Regions from separate parts of the Homo sapiens genome. Here region 2 is linked to region 1. A link is a contact called in ENCODE Hi-C or POLR2A ChIA-PET data. All regions are on one chromosome and are shown on one strand. Each heading gives the region's core, a stretch centred on a gene start or an enhancer-like site at or near the end of the contact. The rest is flanking DNA. Distances are from core to core; before and after follow the strand shown.

What was found. A loop is a pair of places that touch in the nucleus more often than their neighbours do. ChIA-PET counts read pairs that join two places held with the same protein, here RNA polymerase II (POLR2A). Pooled maps may share reads with other maps.
Region 2: a map with no recorded cell type shows a loop between it and region 1 (3-fold over the local background). The contact joins two enhancer-like sites. A Hi-C loop is called at or near these places in 2 of 37 single-sample maps with no recorded cell type and 5 of 50 pooled maps. POLR2A ChIA-PET finds 5 or more read pairs at or near these places in 2 of 52 experiments (OCI-LY7 and activated naive CD4-positive, alpha-beta T cell).

Annotation. Positions count from the first base shown.
Region 1 is chr21:14,479,349-14,486,433 of GRCh38, reverse strand. The region is part of intron 1 of LOC124905053 (a long non-coding RNA gene); the gene reads right to left. SAMSN1 (SAM domain, SH3 domain and nuclear localization signals 1) reads left to right here. Exons shown (of 8, transcript NM_022136.5): 8 at 320-1,206. The coding sequence ends at 522. Among named protein-coding and RNA genes, the nearest start is that of SAMSN1, 63 kb to the left of the region's middle. Within about 2 kb of position 4,118, at least 4 of the 41 ENCODE cell types and tissues checked have a DNase peak (open chromatin) inside an H3K27ac peak, as active enhancers do.
Region 2 is chr21:14,760,819-14,767,903 of GRCh38, reverse strand. No RefSeq gene overlaps it. Among named protein-coding and RNA genes, the nearest start is that of ASMER1, 150 kb to the left of the region's middle. RefSeq lists enhancers at 4,115-4,174, 4,305-4,364, 4,415-4,544, 4,705-4,824. Within about 2 kb of position 4,608, at least 7 of the 41 ENCODE cell types and tissues checked have a DNase peak (open chromatin) inside an H3K27ac peak, as active enhancers do.

The DNA.
Region 1 (7,085 bases), core at 2,869-5,368:
TTCTCTGGCAACTTATTATTAATGTAAAATGAGAGTCCATATTGATCTTTGCTGATGCGGGAAGTTCACATGAATTCCATGAAACTGCAAATGAACAATGAAGGGCAAATTTTGGCTTCTAATAAAACAGTAGCTTGAATATTTGGGTGCAAATATCTCTTTTGTAATAAACAAAGATACCTTTTACTTGCAGAACTTTCCATTGTAATGAAGTCATGGTTAGAACAGTTAAAATAGGATAATACTTGAAAGTGAATGAGTACATGAATAAGATTTTGTGTTGCTTTACCTAACTCCTGCCCTTTTTTTCCATTTACAGTTATTCAAGAGCAAGAAAATGAACCTGAGCCCCTATCCTTGAGCTCAGACATCTCCTTAAATAAGTCACAGTTAGATGACTGCCCAAGGGACTCTGGTTGCTATATCTCATCAGGAAATTCAGATAATGGCAAAGAGGATCTGGAGTCTGAAAATCTGTCTGACATGGTACATAAGATTATTATCACAGAGCCAAGTGACTGAACACGCATTCCCAACTATATATCTACAGATGCATTCCATTTTAACTCTTCTTGAGCTAAAACGTCAAATAGGAGAGGAAGATAAGATAAATATTTGTAAATAAAACCTAAAGTTTAAATGTTTTAATCTGAATAATTGTACATAAAATTTTGTATCTCTAACATTCCAAATTACTGTCAATAAAATATATATTTATTATTTTAAATGCTATGTGTTAATATTTCACTTGCTTGTATTAGAAAGGCAAAATGTAAGACTTTGGTATGTGTGACATATGCTTTATTTGGCTTTATTTTACAAGTACAGTATCTGCAAAAAACAAAGTAACCTTTTTTCATACCTGCCAGTTTTGAATTTATATATGTTATTGAACAAATAGTAATAGAGGATTCGCTGTTGAAACAAGTTGTCCAAGCAATGTTATATTCATTTTTATACTTATTGGGAAAGTGTGAGTTAATATTGGACACATTTTATCCTGATCCACAGTGGAGTTTTAGTAATTATATTTTGTTGATTTCTTCATTTTGTTTTCTGGTATAAAAGTAGAGATAATGTGTAGTCACTTCTGATTTAGTGAAACCAATTGTAATAATTGTGGAAATGTTTTGTCTTTAAGTGTAAATATTTTAAAATTTGACATACCCTAATGTTAATAATAAAAAGAACTATTTGCATATTGCATTTTCCAGAGTAATGTTACTTAAGGGTTTTAATATTGGACTTTAGAGAAAATATCTCCTCCCAGACACCCCTCACTTTTTGTAATATAAGTGCATCCCATAGCAATAATCTCAACCTCCTCAAACTCATCTGTCCCCTGAACCCCAGTGATGTTTATCTGACTCACTTGATACCCTCAGGAAACTTCAATTCAACATAACCAAACCATCGATTTTCTCTACAAATTTGTTTCTGCTTTTTTATTGCCAACTCCTCTTTACTGCTACTATCACCCAGCCAGTCATCAAAGCAGAAAATCACTTCTTGCTTCATCTCACATATATCCTCCTCATACAAATTCAATAAGTAATCAAGCCCTATGGATCCTACCTCTACAAATGCTTTCATATTCATGGCCTTCTATCCATTTCCATGGTTGTTGTCTTGCTTTGGATCCTCATGATCTCATGCACGGAAAATGGCAGTAGCTTTCCAACTGACCCCCTACCTTCTCATCCATCCTCCACACAGCCTCCAGATAAATCTTTCTAATCCATGAATCAAATCAGGTACTTTTCTGCTTGAAAGTTTTGGAGGGCTTCTCATTGTCTTTAGTATAATATCCAAACTTCCTTCCAGGCTGCATAAGGTCTTCCCCAATTGCTTTTTACCTACCTTATGAATTGTAACTACCCCCTCACCACCACCACCATACACACACACCTCTCAATCTACACTCCAGCCATAACAATATACTTGCAATTTTCTTCCCTTTGTGACTTTCCATATGCTATTTATTTTCCTGGAGTGTCTCCTGCTATTTTCCACATTAGGAAGTCTCCCTCTTTCCTCCATCCTAAAGGTCACTTACTCTGTGAAGCCTTCCATGATTCCCTTTGGTGCTCTCTTCTTTGTGTTTCCATAGCAACTTGTAAATTGTGGTTCATAGCACTTGTCATATTATGCTTTATATATTTGTATGACAATTGCCCTTCCGTAAGACTGTGACCTCCTTGTGACAGAGATTATTTTGTTTAGCCTTTTTAATCTCTGGTGCCTAACATAATACCTGGCACACAGTGGGCACTTAGGAAATATTTGCTAGAGGGCATTGAATATGATGATTATTCCTATATAACAGATTCCATCTTCCTATTTAAATTGATCCATTCAATTTATATAGGTACTGTAGGTAAGTACCTTCCAAAGTGACCTATTTTTTTTTTAACCAATAAAACGTAATACCTTAGGAAAAAACAGGAAACACAAAGTGTTATTTCAAATGCTGGAGGACAACATTACACTGCTAACGTCCGGCATATTTTTCCAGACCCCTGAGATTTAACCGCATATGCAGTGCCCAGGTGAGGCTAAAGCACATGTCTACCTCTATTCTTCCCCCTTCACAGCATGAAATGGTGTTTCATTTCAGTTTTCCAAGGTGCTGCCTCCATCATGACCCCACTCTTGCTACAGCTACCACTCCAAATCGATTATTCTGGGGCCTCCTTAAACACAGCAGTCACTAACCATGATTTTAAAACTTTAATCACCTGCTGCCTCAGGGAGATCAAGACAGGATAGCTTCTTTATGGAGATGCCAGGAAATTGTAAGTTGGGGAGCAACTAACAAACTACTTGACTTTAAAACGGTGGCAATCGCCCATGACGCATACTCAGCCACAACTTCAATCACTTAAAAATGAAGGTCTGGTACCCAGTCAAGGATTTAGGGAAATGCTTTTGAGGGGAAGTGCTGCAGAGCCCTTGAGGAGATTGAAGCACAGGAAGAGAGATTGGATTCCTAAAAAGAGGAGACACCATGAGGCTCAAGTGGTCAGGAGGAAGGCCTCATCACGGAGTTCCGCACTAAAAAGGACACAAGAATAGCGGACGTATACTCCACATTAAGGGAGGGCTGCTGTCCTCACCTTACCCACAGCTCCTTACGGATCCTCTGCAGCTCTCGCCTCAGCTCCCTCAACGTGGGGCAGGGAACATCAACAGAAGGAAGACAGGTTTTTCTCTTGGCCATGGAAAGCTGAATAAAGAGCAGCGGAAAGATAAGAAACGGCTCATCCAAGGTTGGGAGGTAGCTGAGGAACTTGGACCTTCTGCTGCTTTTGGCTGAGTGAGAGACATGAGTCCAAGCCTTTTAAGATGGCTAAAGGATTAACATTATAATAATTACAAGATCATGATACTGGCTTTGTGTTTCTAGGTTGAACCCTGACGACATTTCCCAGTCTCATATGTTTATTTATTCACTCAGCAATATTTAAAGTTGGAACATGTATGCTGTCCAAGACTATGCCAACAAAGGTCTTTTTAACTATATAACCGCATGAGAATCATAGCATAGCTTCTCTCATTGGAACCCACTGAGTCTTTCATATATACACAGATCAGAATATACCGTTATTCTGATCCCAGAGATTCCGTATCTTTGTAAATTCAAGTATGTTGTGACAATATGCATGGTTAGAGGAATTTTATTCCAGATAAATAAATAAAATCCTCATAGTAATTTTTTGATGAATACAAAAATCAGATCATTTAAATTCTGAGTTCCCCTTGTAATGTACAGATGAATATATCTACATTCTGAAGTATTTCATTATAATCTTTTCTCTTTTAATCAATTAAATTGCCAAGGGAGTTAGTTCAGAAATAAAATAACTTTTAAAATTTCAAAATGATAGGCAGCTAAAGATTATCAGGATTTCAGAAAACGTACAATTTACTGAGGTTACAGTCAAGTGCCCTGCAACTTCCTGAATGAGGCCAAATTGATGACATTTCATGTTGAGAAACTTCCGTTACAAGCAGAAGTTCTGAGAAAAATAATAGGAAGAAATTTTAGATACTCCATCACCTCACACACGCACGCACTTCCATCCTCCCCACAACCATCAAAAAACTTGAATAATTTGCATACAGACTTCAAGTACTCTTTCATAAAGTGGGAAGTCACGCTACAATCACGTAAAGGTTGAGAGCAAAACGAATAGGGACTAAATGTAGGTAAAAGAACAGCAGCTTCTAAACTTGACCAGGTTTTTTGGCTATGGAAATGAGATAAAAGCAACCCTCTTTTTATGTTACCTCCTATTTAACTGCCGAATTTCTCTGATCACACCCAATGTTCACCTAAACATAGAGACTGGAGGAGATCATGGAGTTGAAGCATCTGGTTTGAGAATTGTGTGACTGGGCAGGTCATTTATCCTCTAAGCTTAGTCTTTTTTTTTTAATCTACAAAATGTTGTCAATTAAATGAGATAATGTGTGTAAAGCACACAGCACGACGCATGTAGTATGTGCATAAAAACAACTACTGCTATTATATCCACTACTTCATTTTTATTCATTGATGTCTGGACATTCAGTGGAAGCAGTGCACATGCTGCCACAATGCAGGCATGGACTTGCAGGCATTTGAAATTCTTAAGACACAAATTGTCTCAGAGCTATGACAACTGTGTTTGTCAGAAGCAATGAGAGAGAGTCAGCTGGCTTAAGAGGACTTCTCAGATGAATGACCATTTCTTCATGAAAGAATATCTTTGTTTACTCCTAACCAGCTTACGGAGAGGCTGTGCTATATTTAGCTTTCATTCCTCACACCTAGCTCATGATAGGAGTACTCTTTTTTTTTTTTTTTTTTTTTTTTTTTGAGATGGAGTCTCACTCTGTCACCCAAACTGGAGTGCAGTGGCAGGATCTTGGCTCACTGCAACCTCTGCCTCCTGGGCTCAAGTGATTCTCCCACCTCAGGCTCCCAAGTAGCTGGGATTACAGGTGGGCAGCACCATGCTTGGCTAACTTTTTGTATTTTAGTAGAGACTGGGTTTCACCATGTTGCCCAGGGTGGTTTTGAACTCCTGAGCTCAGGGAATCTGCCCGCCTTGGCCTCCCAAAGTGCTGGGATTACAGGCATGAGCCACTGTGCCCAGCCGGAGTACTCATTTTTGAAGAATGAAGGATTTATAAATAAATGCCTAATGAATAAGTGAAAAAATAAAAGTTTTGGGGTTATTACTGCTATTAGTGCACCTTGGACCCTGGTCTCTGATAAATTATGGAGTCACAACTCATTGTGCTATAGGCAACAGAGAAGCCCTCAGGAAGGCCGCCTAAATGTAGATATTTACCTATTTATAAAGCTTAAGAGCATTTAGGCAAATAATCTGCCATGGGAAATCGAAGTGCAGAAAGAGGCTGAGAAGCTACCAGGAACATATATGACCTTTTCATAACTCTTCCTTCCCTATCTTCGTCATGCAAACTTCTCACATTTGAATTACCAACAGTTAGAGTATCAGAAGGTCTGTGTGACATAAATTATAAGTTAAGAAACCATGAGGGAAGAAAGTAAAAAAATGACATTAGTATATTCAGTGGTTTCTTTTGACCTTCTGGGGTCCCTGATGGGCCTGAGTGCAAAGCAGCATTTCCTCATAGGGCAGGAGTAGAATCCTGATGTGTAAGGCTAACAGGATCATTTCCTTTCTGAGTTCTTGGGCACTAGGCCAAGTGAATGGGCAGGAATCATTCCAGTTGCCGAGTAAAATGGGGTGAAAAGCACTTCTGGCACACTTTGTCCATATAAATTATACTTGTTTGCAATTCATCAACTCCTTCTCTCCTTTATATCCATATGTAATGTAAATGATCATCTTTCTCTGAAGCTCCATAATGATGCAAAGCTCAAAAATGTGATAGAATCAGCTAAAAGAGAGCAGATGGAAGTTTATCCCCCAATATGCATATTCATAAAAAAAAATAGAGAACTCAACAAAAGGAGATACATAAGTACTTTTACCCGGGGGCTGCATGGACTTCTGTATGACAGTAAGTTGGTTTTCTGCAACTATTCATTTCGGAAACCTTTACTCATTCGTTTCTGCAGCAGTCATTGAAAATGCTCTGGGAAAAAAAAAAAACTGTCTCTGTAGGAAACAAATATATTTCCCTTTGGATTTTTATTGCACCTTAGAATCCGTGATTCAGGAAGTAATGGTTAAATATTTTACTAGAAAAATATAATTAGAAGGCAAACAATGTAAAAAAGTGAGGTCTTAAGTGTTCCTTTAGCAATACAAACTACAGACGTTTAAAAGCACACTGTTACACTGAAATAGTGATATAGGGAGAATAATGAACTGTCTGGATCACATTTGTATGTTTTAAAAAAATATCTGATTACTCAGGGGCTAAGGTGGTTCATGCTGGTGTACTGAAGATACAGCAATGCTGCTAGAAATTTAGTTTAGACAAAGAAAAGAAAAGATAGGAAATGGTAAATATATATATATACAGCCGGGCATGGTGGCTCATTCCTGTAATCCCAGCACTTTGGGAGGCCAAGGCCGGCAGATCACCTGAGCTCAGGAGTTCGAGACCAGCCTGGCCAACATGGTGAAACTGTATAAAATCACTGGAAGGGTGGCTGTGAGTTTTGGTAGCGTACAATGAAAGAAGTAGCATTCATACCAAAATGAGATGTTTCTGACTCTCCTCTCCAATCTACTCTCCACTTGTGAAGCCTGGATATTCACTCAGATATATTCACCTGTATAAGCTACTACATTCCAGTTCTGTGCCCTGAGGTTCCTGTTGGGCTCAGTGAGCAGAAAGTCCCCTCATTCCCTGAGGAGTGAGGTCAGGGTATTTGTTTTCCCTGTGAGATCACCTTGTGCTGGTGCTTCCCTTAATCAAAGGTTGCTAGTCCTTTCAAGGTGACCTTTTACATGATTCTCCTTCCTTGAGATTCTAGTAATTGCTCTTCCTCCTGATCTCTTAGGGTCTAGATTGAGTAACAGCTCTGTAGCTCTTAGCTCCCACTACCAGTGCAGCCCTTATTGGTTCCCCTGCCCTCTACTCTGCCCACACCTTTG
Region 2 (7,085 bases), core at 3,359-5,858, 280 kb before region 1:
CAACTGGCTAAGGACAAAGAACCACTAGTTTAAAGTTTATGTGATGTGCCAGGCACTAGACCAGGTATCTACATTTGATTCTATTATCAATTAATTTGTAAAACTGAGGTTCAGAGTGGTAGAAAGATTGAGAATCGATTGTAAGTCTGGTTGTATCTGGTTCAAAGCCTGCTCTACATACTGAGCTACTGCAGAAATGTGAATGAATCAGCCACTAATGACCTGGATGATTTTTGCAGAAATAGCAGTGTTCTCATATCTAAAACAATAGATCTCTCTAAGGTTTATTCAGAAAGCTCTGAAAACATGATTGCATTCCTAGGAAGTTAAAAAGATTTCATAAGGTCATTGGCAAAATCTCCCTTACTACTTTCAGGCTGAGAAGTAATTTCCCCCAAGTTTGTAAAAGCCCTCACACCGATTTAATTTCAGTTTATGCAAAGCCCTTTGGGTGTAAATAAATGAGATGCTTTAATAAGGTAATTTCTTTTAGAAAATAGGTAGCATGACAAATAACAGGACAATTGACACCAGAAATAACTTTCTTGGTTTTACTTATTCTAGACTGCCTAATTTATTTTCACTCCTCAAGAGGAATAAGGCACATTGAGCATGGCCCTAATTAAAGTCTTGTCACAAGTGTGACAATAATTTAGACCTACGTGGAAATTTTGACTCCTGTTGCAAGACTCTCACAGAACTAGCCCCTGCCCGCCTCTCCAGCTTGTCTCCCCCTACTCAGTTGAAGCCACATCAGCCCTTCTTGTGGAGTGTCTTTAGACACTCCAGGCCTCAGGATCTTTCTATTCTTTTTTGTTTGGAATGCTCTTCCCGTAGATCTTTCCATTTCTATGGCTTATTTCCTTTACTCAGGTCTAGCACAGAAGGCTCCTCATTACACTGGAGACGTTTACCCACACCATCTAAAATAGTGTGATCCATCTGCCCCTTCCCACCCTCTCTATCCTGTTGCTCTGCTCTATTTTTACTTTATAGAACTTACCTCTTACCTTATATTATATTGAAAGTTTCTTTTTATTTATTTTCTCCTTTTACTTCCTCCAAAAACTGTAAGCTCCAAGATGGTAAAGAGCACGCTTATTTTATCAGTCTACTCTAGCCCCCAGAAAAACCCCAGTAATTTCACTGCCCAATCAATGCCATATTTGCAGCATGAATCAATGGAATATGTGGCTGTGAGTTTGTTGAATGGTAGTTGACCTGAACAAAGCTTCTGGAGATTAAAATCCAAGCTAAAGGGCTACTCAAATTATTATTTATTTTTTCTCTGTCCTTGCCTTAAGTCACGGACTGAAAATTCCTGGGATAGGGTGAAACACAGAAGCTGGCATCAATTTAATTAAAAAGGAGCCATTTTAAAAAGTGGAGCCATTTTGACCCTATGTTAATGAAGGAAAACGAATGTTGCAGTTGGGGCTTAGCTCCTGGCGGTGCTGCTCCTGCCTTGCAATGCGTCAGGAGCATGTTCCCCTGCACCCAGGCAGGTGGCACCACTTGTCTGGGCAACTAGGGCACCTCCTACAGGAAGGTCAGACACATAGAACCATTAATGTGACAACATGGAGAAAACCTTTTCTCTACAGTAAGTCTTCAGGAGGAAAAAGCGTGTAATGGTGGATACTGGAGTCAGGGATTGGTATAAAACCTACTCCCAGTAGGCCAATAAATGAAATAACTAATTTTATAAGTGATAAGAGATTGAGAGGAGAAAGGTGAGGGAGAGGTGGAAGATGGTGTGTGTCTTCCCATTGCTCATTTATCTGTCTCTCATGCTTGTGTCCTACTGGAGAGAGGGGGTGGTGCCTGAAATGCTTCAGTGAGCCTTAAGTATACTCCCAGCATGTAGGTTTACTCTCCCAATTTTCAGAGTATGCTGTGAAGAAAATGTTCACCTACATTAATGACATTTTGTTTCAAAATGGACCATTTATCCAACACATTATTGAATGCTTACTATACGACAATGTTTGTACTAAGAACTAAGGCCACAGAGTGTAATGAAACATAATTTCTCTCTACAAGGTGAGGGCATATAAATGACGTTATAAATACCATGTAAGTGGTATGAATAAGATGTTATGGGCTCCCCAAGGAGCATGTGTCTATAATTGGGGGAATTATGGAAGGACTCAGTTAGACGGTGGTATTTGAATTTGAAGGATGAACAGGACTTTTGTCAGACAGAAATGTCAGGAAAAGGACATGCCATACAGAAAAGCATGTATCAAAACAATGAATTGGATTTTGGTAATGGTAAGAATTTTGGTTTTTATGTGTGTGTGTGTGTGTGTGTGTGTGTGTGTGTGTCCCTACTTGAGAGCGTTATGGCATAATGATGGACATTATATGTCAAGGTTTGTTCAAGGAAATCTCAGCTACTCTACGTATTGCAAGTTTGAAATGTTTAATGCAGGGAATTAGAAGTTTATTCTCATTGGAAGGCTTTCGGGGAGATAAAGACTATCTCAGTGCAGAATACTTATTGAGGTGATTTTCAAGTGTTCATTCAGAATGTGCTTCAAATCTCATGACCACCCATGTGTCTGCTCACAATATCTGGGGAATAATGCCCTCCCAATCTTTGGAATTTGGATTTGGAGGCATTTGCTTTCCATGTCTTGTGTGATGCTTCTCAATAGTGACTCTAAACAAAAACCACATGGGGAATAGTACTGCCAGCATTTTCTTTGTTGCCATCTGCTTTCTGGCAGTGGAAAATAGACCTTATGGGTGCTAAAGTGGTACAGAATGATAGCAGACAATAAAGCTCGGTGAAAGGCAGGTAAGGTTGGCTGGAGTGCCATTGTACCGCCTTTCATGACATCATATGTGTTCGCACTTCCTCTTGGAATCATTGGAGATATTATTGAATGTCTTAACTCAGGGAATGAAATAATTAATTGAGTTTCGGAAAGATTAATCTATACTTTTATTATTAGAAAAATAACTATATATTTAAAGAAAAAATAATAAGGAATGAAGGAGGGCAACGTGTTAGTGTTGTTTTTGTGTTCTTATAAAGATACCTGAGACTGGGTAATTTACTAAGAAAAGAGATTTAATTGACTCATGTTTCTATGGGCTGTACAAGAAGAATGGTGCCAGTCTCTACTTCTGCTGAGGGCTTCAGGGAGTTTACAGTCATGGTGGAAGGCAAAGAGGGAGTGGGCCTCTCACATGGTGTGAGTGGAGGGAGGTGCCACACTCTTTTAAACAACCAGCAGTTGCATGAACTACCAGAGCGAGAACTCACTTGTTACCATGGGGATGGCACCAAGCCATTCATGAGGCACCTGCCTCCATGACCCAAACACCTCCCATGAGGCCCCACCTCAAACAATGGGGATTACATTTTAACATGAGATTTGGAGGGGACGAACATCCAAACTATATCCAGCAACATATGACACTCTGACATTCAAATTATATGAAGTTTGGATTAAGGGAAATAAAAATGGAAGGTAGAGAAATCAGTTGCTTCCTGAGCTTTGTCGTTTCCCTAACAGCCAAATTTTGGTTCTAAGAACATTAAATGAGCACCTAAACACTAACATTGTGCTTCCAGAAAAGAATCACCCTGTTCGTCTCCACTTTCACTCTTCGCGATCCTTATTCAACTGATCAGAAACAAAATTCTGTCTAGAAAGGTCACCTATGGATTTCTGTAGCAAACACTTTTAACCAACTACTAAAGATTTGCTCCTCTTGCATAATATAGAGGATGCTATGAAGTGGCTGCCCAGACATGGACTATCATTTCCAACCCCTTTGGATCTAGGTGGGACCATGTCACTGAATTCTGTTCAATGGAATGTGAGTGAAAATATAACAATTCCAAAACTGTCACATAAAATCTTCCACCCCTTCCAAACTCTCTTCCCATCCACTGGCTGGATAAAACTTTCTTGAATGACCTGGCAAGCGACATAATAGAGGGGAGATTCTTCATGAACTTGGGTCTCAGAACCACCTTTACCCTCTACACCACACTGCCGCCACCACCACCTCCAACTGGACCTTACGTGAGCAAAAATGAAACCAACACCACCACCACCAACAACAAAACACTCATATTTTATTAAGCCACTGAGATTTTGGAGCTTTTCTATAATCACAGCTGGTAATATTTTCTCTGTGTTTCTCTGTGGCAATACGTACCACATCTTTAGCACATGATATGGCTATTTAAATGAGAATGCTTTTGGAGTACTTGAAAATATAGATAAGGAATTCAGAAGGCTCTGAAAACAGAATTTTGGAGTTGTTAGCACATAGGTAGTAGTTGAAACCATGGGTGTGGGTAGGATGATTCAAGAAGAATGGGCAGAATGAGAAAAGAAGGCCAAAGAAGAAATCTTGGGGAGTCAAACAGTAAGGTTGCAAGCAGAGAATGAAGCAGTAGCAAAAAGTGTAGCCAGAAGAATAAACTATATTCTGTCCTAGGATTCATGAGGACTCAAGGGAAGGAAGAGTGTGTCAAAGGCTGAGGATAAATGTTTCACTGGAGTACAGAGAACAAAAGAAAAATAGATAGCTGTGCACTGAGGAGTGAAAAAGGGAAGTGAAAGTAGAAACAGAAACTGCAGCTGATTCTAGAAGTACAGCAGTAAGGGAAGGAAATACATGCCTTCAAATTCAGCAAAATAAGCAGATTCATTTTAAGGATGAGGACAAGTTAGACAGGTTTGTAAGCTAAAAGAGAACAGCCACGACAGAGGATACAGTGAAGATTCAAAAAACGGTGGTGAATATTGAAAAGGCGTTGGAGGACACATAATAGAATGCAAAGTCCACAAGGAGAGGGGCTTTGTGTCTTGTTTCACACTGTGTCCCCAGGCTTAGAATATTCTGGCATCAGAAGGCACTCAGTAAACATAGAGAGGAAGAAAGGAAGAAGATGAAATCAGGAGTACAGATTAAAGTGTTATCTTTGGAAGACAGGCAAGACATCCTTTGGGACAGAAGGGAAGGAGAGAAAGCTGGGGAACATGCAGATAATACAAGAGGTGCGGTTTGTGACTGATGGCTGCTATTTTCTCTGTGAGGTAGGAGGCTTGGCCATCTGTTAAAATGAGTGGGTGAGTCCAGCTAAGTAATTTAAGAAGAATGGTAAAGGTTTGTACCAGCTACTAGCATGAATAATATGGTTATTTACTTGAAATAAAAATATTAGATGATACTAACAATGCATGCATTATGAAAATTGATGCATTCATTTGAGGTTACTTACTGATTTACAGAAAATAAGCCACTGGGTGCATTCAATCATTTATAAGGTTAGGGGTTAAGTTTAAGACATAAATGTAAATTTGTCTGCGTATTATCCAGAGTAAAGTCAATATCCTCTTTGGTACATTGCACAATCTCAGACACTGTGTTACTCTTTTGCTGTGAGCTTTTAAGGTCTACCTTAATATATTCATAACTGTAACATTGTGTAATTATGAACTTCATCATTTGGATAAAATTATGAACAAAAGCAATTGTCCAGAATTCTCTGATTTAGTTGCCATATCTTAAATAATGCCTTTTGTGAAGAAAATATGTGATTAAATTATATGTAAATACTTTAATTTTATAGACTAGAGGTGGCTCTGAATATGTAGATTTCATAATGTTAAATATCACAAAGACTTCTGTGACCATAAAAAAGCTGCTTAATTAAGCACTTTAATATACTGTCAAGGCATGTATATTAAGCAAAAGCAAAAGCTTAATTACTCTTTTACAGACTGAATCCAGACAACTTTGGACATTCCTTCATTTGAAGAATTTTTACTGAACAATTACAGACCATTGATTGATACAGTGAAGATCAGAATGGCATAGTTTTCCTGTCTTCATGGAGATGAATGAATGAACTGTATTTTTTATTAGCCTAAGCATGAATTCTTCCCAAATTTCCTCCATGAACCATAGGATCCTACCTCTTAACCATTTTATGAAAATTCTATGGTGAATTGAGGTCCTCAAGTTGTCTGACAATATCTGATTTTGCCACGGTCATGTGGGAAAAGTAGGCATGTGAGCAAGTCATAGTTTTACTTGTTTGGAAGATTCTTCTAATTATGTCAAGATGAAAGGTTTTATACTGTGTAGAAGGCAGTGTGAGAGAAGTGGACAGTAGAACTCCTATTTGGTGGGCCAGTGGCTATATTTTAAAATATGAAGGATACATATTTGACTGTTTAAGTACAATGATCTGCCATGGATCTATACTTTTGGGCTGCTGTCTTTTAGGCTAAAGCAATTAAAGGCAATGTAATGAACATGGTTATCTGTGGATGCCCCTTTGATTGCCATTGTATTATGCTTTACACTGTGATGGCTCTCTCTTTGAGGAGAGACGCTGTTCCTCCAGGGAGATAAAATATAAAATATGAATCTTACCCTTAAGCATACACTTCTCCCCACTCTCAATATACAGTGGCTCTGGAATTCATGCTTCACTTGGGAGTTGAAAGTTTGCGTTTATAATTTTATATTCTTATTACAGGCCAGGCTATTGAGATTAGAAAGTCTTTATTTTTCAGTTGGAGTGTGATGAGCCATATTCCCTATTGTAAACAGCCATATTAACCAAGATAATTTAATTTGGAATGATTGCTTTTTGCCTTTGAGCTGTAGATCAAAAGGTTCCATTATATGTACAAATAAAGTAAAAAAAAATTTTTTCTGTGAATGTTACAAAATTTTTTTATTGTGGTAAAAAACACGTAAGATCTTTCCTCTTAAATTTTGGGTGTATGGTACAGCATTGTTAACTATAAGCATAATGTTGTAGAGCAGATCTGTGAAAATTTTGTCTCTTGTATGATTAAAACTTTATGCTCACGGAACAGCAATTTTCCCATTTGTCCCTCTTCCTAGCATCTAGAAACCATAATTTTACTCTATATTTCCATGAGTTTGACTATTTTAGATACTTCACATAGTGGAATCAAGTACTATTTGTCTTTCTTGTACTGGCGTATTTCACTTGGCATAATGTCCTCAAGGTATATCTATGTAACAGAATTTTCTTCTTTTTATGGCTGAATAATATTCTATTGTATAAATATATA